Regions from separate parts of the Homo sapiens genome. Here region 2 is linked to region 1. The links are chromatin contacts, found by Hi-C in ENCODE. All regions are on one chromosome and are shown on one strand. The core of a region is the stretch at or near the end of the contact, and the rest is flanking DNA. Distances in the headings are between cores, read along the strand shown. Region 1 overlaps CDK14 (cyclin dependent kinase 14). Region 2 overlaps CDK14 (cyclin dependent kinase 14).

Region 1 (2,700 bases), core at 143-2,642:
GTTGGCCAGGCTGGTCTCGAACACCTGAACTCACTATGATCCACCCCTCGGCCTACCAAAGTGCTGGGATTACAGACGTGAGCCACCGTGTCCAGTTGCCCATGTCTTAAAAAAGAGAAAAGAAGAGAGAAAGAAAAGAAAGAGAGAAAAGAGAGAGGAGAGAGAAAAGAAGGAAGGAAGGAAGGAAGGAAGGAAGGAAGGAAGGAAGGAAGGAAGGAAGGTCGGTCAATTTTTACATTCCACAGGAAAGGATTAAGCTGAAAAAAGGAAGATAAAAGAATAAACCAAGAACATTCCAGGCAGATGGAACAACCTGCACAAAAGCTCAGAGGGTGAGAATGTGATGTGTTAAACAAAAATAAAGAAGAGAAGGAGGAAGGGAAAGAAAAAATGGGGGAAGAAGGATAGAGCTAGTGAGGTGTGGGTGGAAGAGCTAGAGAGGACAGGAGCCAGATCACGAAGGGCCTTCTGGGCTGCATAAAGGACTGATACAAAAAACACTGAAAGATCTTAAGAAGGGTAACAGCATGATTAACTTCTGTGTCTGCAGCTCACTCGCTATGGTGTGGAGAATTCCTGCAGGAGCACACAGTGGGAGCCGGAAGGGCAGTCAGAAAGCTGTTGTGGGGCTCTGGGTGAAACTTGGTGGCTATTCTCACCAGGGTACTGGTAAGAGCAATGGGAAAAAAGGAAAATGGTATTTTGAAGACAGAACAAACAGGCTGTTAGGATAAACTGAATTGGGATACGGAAATTATAAAGGATGACTCCATTACTTCCTGATTTTAGCATCTAAGTGGATGTAGGTATCATTTACTGAAATGAGTGAAATTAAAGGATGAAAGATTTAGACAAAATGTATCAAGAGTTCTGTTTGGGAAAAAGATCTTAGTCTGGGAACATCCAACTGGAGACATAAAGGAAGCATTGGTATTTATGAGTCTGGATCTCAGTAGAAAAATCTAGGCCAGACATATAAATTTATGAGTTACTTGGGGGACTGCAAGAGACAGCCAGTTTTCTGTTAAAGCAGAAGTAAACACTCAGAGAAGAGGTAGAAAATATGTAGGAATTTCCTGATCAGAGAATGATGTTCTATATCTAGAACACATGGAAAGAGCCTAAAGGATGGAGGAAAGGGACAGTGTGGGGCACACATTAAGAAACATGATACTTGCAAATGGTTAAAAACAAAAGGGAAGAAGAAATATGAGGGTGCAGTCTGAGGCATAGTGGATGATCAGGGAGTTTTTTTACTTTGGATAGTGCCTGGGATATGACACAGTGATGTGAGGCACAGAGGATTCCATCCTGGCAGTCTCTTGGAAGCAGTGGAATAGAGGCTACTGTTTTGGCTGCTGCTCGGCACAGCTGCCCCTATGTGCACTAGGCAAAGCATGGAGAGGGATGGGCCGAGCTTTTGCAGCTGCACAGATGACAAGGTACAGGTCCTCAACCTTGGCTACATATCAGAATCACCAGAGGAGATTTGAAACAACAATGCCTAGCTCTGCCCCTGATTTAACTGGTGTGGGGTAAAGTCCTAGCATCTGTATTTGTAAAAACACCCGCAGTGATTCTAACGTGCAACCAGGACTGAAAATCATTGTGTTAAACCTTCAGGTTCCAACACCAGCTTCTCACTGCCTCTCTTCCTTTGCCTGGTCTCTCCAAAACTGAAGTCGCCTTTTTACTATAAACATTCAAAAGTTTTTCAACTATTTTGAGTGTCCTCATAGTTGAAAGCTCAGTGGTAAACAAATGAGCCAAGTCCTTACCACGTAAAAGAGATACTGAAACAGCACCTTACTGGAAAACTTACTACTCTCAGGTATAGCTGAACAGCCTGTTTTAGATCCACCACCAGCAACAGCACATCATCCAACTGCCTATGATCCTCTTATCTACCAGAACATAACTGGGAACATTTAGCAACATTTTTAAAATAAGCAGATATATAATAGCTACAGTGTTCTGCAAGTCTACTAGCTTAAAAATCTGATCCAAACAAGGAATTAAGGTTATTTAAGTATGACTTTTTTTTTTTTTTTAACTAACTTCGTGTCACTATTTTGCTTTCTAATTGTTGAGAAACCATCGGAACAGTATTTTCATTAGAGAAGGGGGAACAAGAAGAGCGTGCAAGGGGAATGTCACACCATTTCCTTCGGTTCTGGTTCATAGATTTATCGTCTTCTGTAAAGGTTTGGACATCTCAAGACTGCTAATGCCTCTCCAATTTTTCATAGATCCTCAAAGATCACGGACAGTGATGAAACAGTTTCAACTCCAAATTTCTTTAAAATTCTGTGCAACAGTCATCTCAAGTCTTCAATCAGAACTCCAAAGAGAACCAAAGTACTATCAAATGTCCTAAGACATTTGTTAATTTAATTCACATCTACATTTGTTCTGCACTTTCATGCCTGAAACTAACTCTCCCTGGAAACAATGATATCAGGAGGTGAGTGCTTGCACTTCTTCTGTGACCTTTCTATCCCCATGACCCCTGTGTGTGTGAACTTTAAAGCCGAGCTCACACTCGGTTTCTAATTCTTCCACTTCTCTCATTGAGATGACTTGTGCTTATCTGCTTTGATGTTTGATTGTTCGGTTTTGAGAGACTTTAATCATCCATTTTAATACATTAACCTTCTGGAGTTTTAGGGCTATGGGTTGTATACTTCTCAGGACTTTGAA
Region 2 (2,859 bases), core at 101-2,600, 39 kb before region 1:
CTTAACTTCTATAATCCTGCCTCCGGGAAGCAGCACTTCCTAGTGTTAAGAGCTGTGCTTTAAGAGTCAGATGGGCTTAGGTGTGAATCTGTCTGGTAATCAATTCTGTGGGCTTACAGTCTGCTGGTTAGAAAGGGTAGATGGTGGGAGATTGGTTCCCTTACCCACCATGAACCATCCGGAATAATCCAAATGTATTAACATAAAACAGGCAGAGGAGAAGAGCTACTCCAGATCCAAATCAACCTTGGAAGTCCCTGAGAGTAGAAATGTTGAACTGCTTCCTAACGGCTTACAATCTTACAATTTAATCAAAGGCATTTAGAAAGTAACAACAGAGACAACCACTTACTAAGAGACTACTATGCATTTAGAACTTTTAAAAAATATTACACAGGTCATTCTAAATAAGCCAGCTCCACCAATCTGCTGTTCATCACAGAAACTGGATCAATTCTTAAAACAAACAAACAAACAAAAATTCCTACAGAAAAACTAATCTCAGTCTCTATCAAGAAAATTTTATAATCCTAAATAATTTTGTTACACCAAGTTAGCATCATTAAAACTGACCCCTGCTGTTGATTCCTGCCCATTCCAGTCTGAAACTTTAGGACAAAAAGGAAAGAGTGTCAAGCTCACAGATAACAGAACCACCGCCAAGTTCTGGCTTATTATTTTCTTTAATTCTATTTCTTGGGTCCTGTTCAGGTTGCTAGGGTTTTTAAAAGTACGATTATCAATTCGATTCTTACGGGTATACTCAAGGACTTGACTGAAATGGCATGTGTCCAAAATATATAAATGACCCATACTAAAATTTCCCTTAATTCTCTACTTCTACACTTTTCCCACAATGTACTATATGGTACATTTTCCCCACATATGCTATTAATTTTCCTTTTATAAAATTAAAATAGGAATTATTTGATAGTCTTTTGAAGAGTTCCACCACATTCCAAAATGTCAGGAGAAAATATAAAATACAGAGAGATCTGAATGACGTGTTTTTTGGCACTTCACACCAAGATCAGATATAATCTGTGGTGAGAGCTGTATTTTAACTAAGTGATTCACTGCCAGATCTCTGACCATCTTCTCTGCAGTGATGACTCATACGACTTTCACTCCTGATCTTGGTAGTTCAAACTACCTACTCGCTCTAGGACTCACTTGTTCTCTTGTAAAATGGTGGGAACAGATTACATCACCACTAATGCTCTTTTCAGCTTTTATATCCTCAGATTCAGTGATTTACTGGGATAAATGGTTATCACCTCAGTTTCAGTACATACCACATGAATTCAGTCACTTTGGCCCTAAAACTGTTGCCACGTCTGACTTCCCTGTTTCTGTACGTAGTCCTATCAACCTCAAACTCACCCTCGCTGAAGATACTCAAATCTTTCTCAGAATTTACTAATATCCCTGAACTGGACACAATCTTCAATATCTTGTTATATCTCCTCTTTCCCAGGATGACATTTTCTTACAGATCCCTGGGTCTCCTGACCAATCATCCCAAATGCCCTGGCCACATTAATGATCCAGTGTCAATAATTAAATTCATGCCAAAGTAACAAAAGGAATAGTAACAAACAACAAGTATAAAGAAAATAAGTCCTAGAAACTGACACCGCACAGAACAATACCCAGATTATCTTTTTAGTAGAATAACAGTGAACATCTGAGCAGCTCGAGTTTTCATTAGAAAACTTTCAGGAGCAACCCACACACCCTACTAGCAAGATATTTAATTCTCTCTATGCCAGCCAAACTGGTGGTGGTGTTGGTTGATGTGGAGTGGAAGTACTAGTCCTACTCCAGCCAGCTGCCCTGGCAGTTATGTCTTTCTCTGTTCATTTATGTTTATAGGAATTTTATCTACGTTTGAAGGCTCAGCCCAAATCCCATGTCTGCCATGACCACATCAGTGATCTCTAACTCTTTTCATTCAGAAACCACTATGGCCCTTTTTTTAAAAAAATTTTAAGTTCTGGGATACATGTATAGAACATGCAGGTTTGTTACATAGGCATACACGTGCCATGGTGGTTTGCTGCACCTATCAACCCATCTTCTAGGTCTTAAGCCCCGCATGCATTAGGTGTTTGTCCTGATTCTCCCCCTCCCCTTACCCCCCATCCCCGGAAAGGCCCCAGTGTGTGAAGTTACCCTCCCTGTGTCCATGTGTTCTCATTGTTCAACTCCCACTTATGAGTGAGAACATGCAGTGTTTGGTTTTCTGTTTCTGTGTTAGTTTGCTGAGAATGATGGCTTCCAGCTTCATCCATGTCCCTGCAAAAGACATGAACTCATTCTTTTTTATGGCTGCATAGTATTCCATGGTATACATGTGCCACATTTTCTTTATCCAGTCTATCGTTGATGGGCATTTGGATTGGTTCCAAGTCTTTGCTATTGTGAATAATGCCACAATAAACATATGTGTGTATGTGTCTTTATAGTAAAATGATTTATAATCCTTTGGGTATATACCCAGTAATGGGACTGCTGGGTCAAATGTTATTTCCGGTTCTAGGTCCTTGAGGAATTGCCATACTGCATTCCACAATGGTTGAACTAATTTACACTCCACCAATAGTGTAAAAGTGTTCCTATTTCTCCACAGCCTCACCAGCATCTGTTGTTCCCTGACTTTTTAATGATTGCCATTCTAACTGGCATGAGATGATATCTCATAGTGGTTTTGATTTACATTTATATAATGACCAGTGATGATGAGCTTTTTTTCATATGTTTGTTGATATGGCCATTTTCATTACTGCTTAAATTATATTGAAACACAAACTGCACTCTGGTTTAGTTCCATTTTGATGGCAATAGGAAAAGAGTTTG

Evidence for each region. A loop is a pair of places that touch in the nucleus more often than their neighbours do. Pooled maps may share reads with other maps.
Region 2: a map with no recorded cell type shows a loop between it and region 1 (4-fold over the local background). The contact joins two enhancer-like sites. A Hi-C loop is called at or near these places in 8 of 37 single-sample maps with no recorded cell type and 5 of 50 pooled maps.

Annotation. Positions count from the first base shown.
Region 1 is chr7:90,776,368-90,779,067 of GRCh38, reverse strand. The region is part of intron 4 of CDK14 (cyclin dependent kinase 14); the gene reads right to left. Among named protein-coding and RNA genes, the nearest start is that of CDK14, 180 kb to the right of the region's middle. RefSeq lists an enhancer at 1,897-1,956. Within about 2 kb of position 1,392, at least 4 of the 41 ENCODE cell types and tissues checked have a DNase peak (open chromatin) inside an H3K27ac peak, as active enhancers do.
Region 2 is chr7:90,815,207-90,818,065 of GRCh38, reverse strand. All of the region lies in intron 5 of CDK14 (cyclin dependent kinase 14), which reads right to left. Among named protein-coding and RNA genes, the nearest start is that of CDK14, 220 kb to the right of the region's middle. Within about 2 kb of position 1,350, at least 5 of the 41 ENCODE cell types and tissues checked have a DNase peak (open chromatin) inside an H3K27ac peak, as active enhancers do.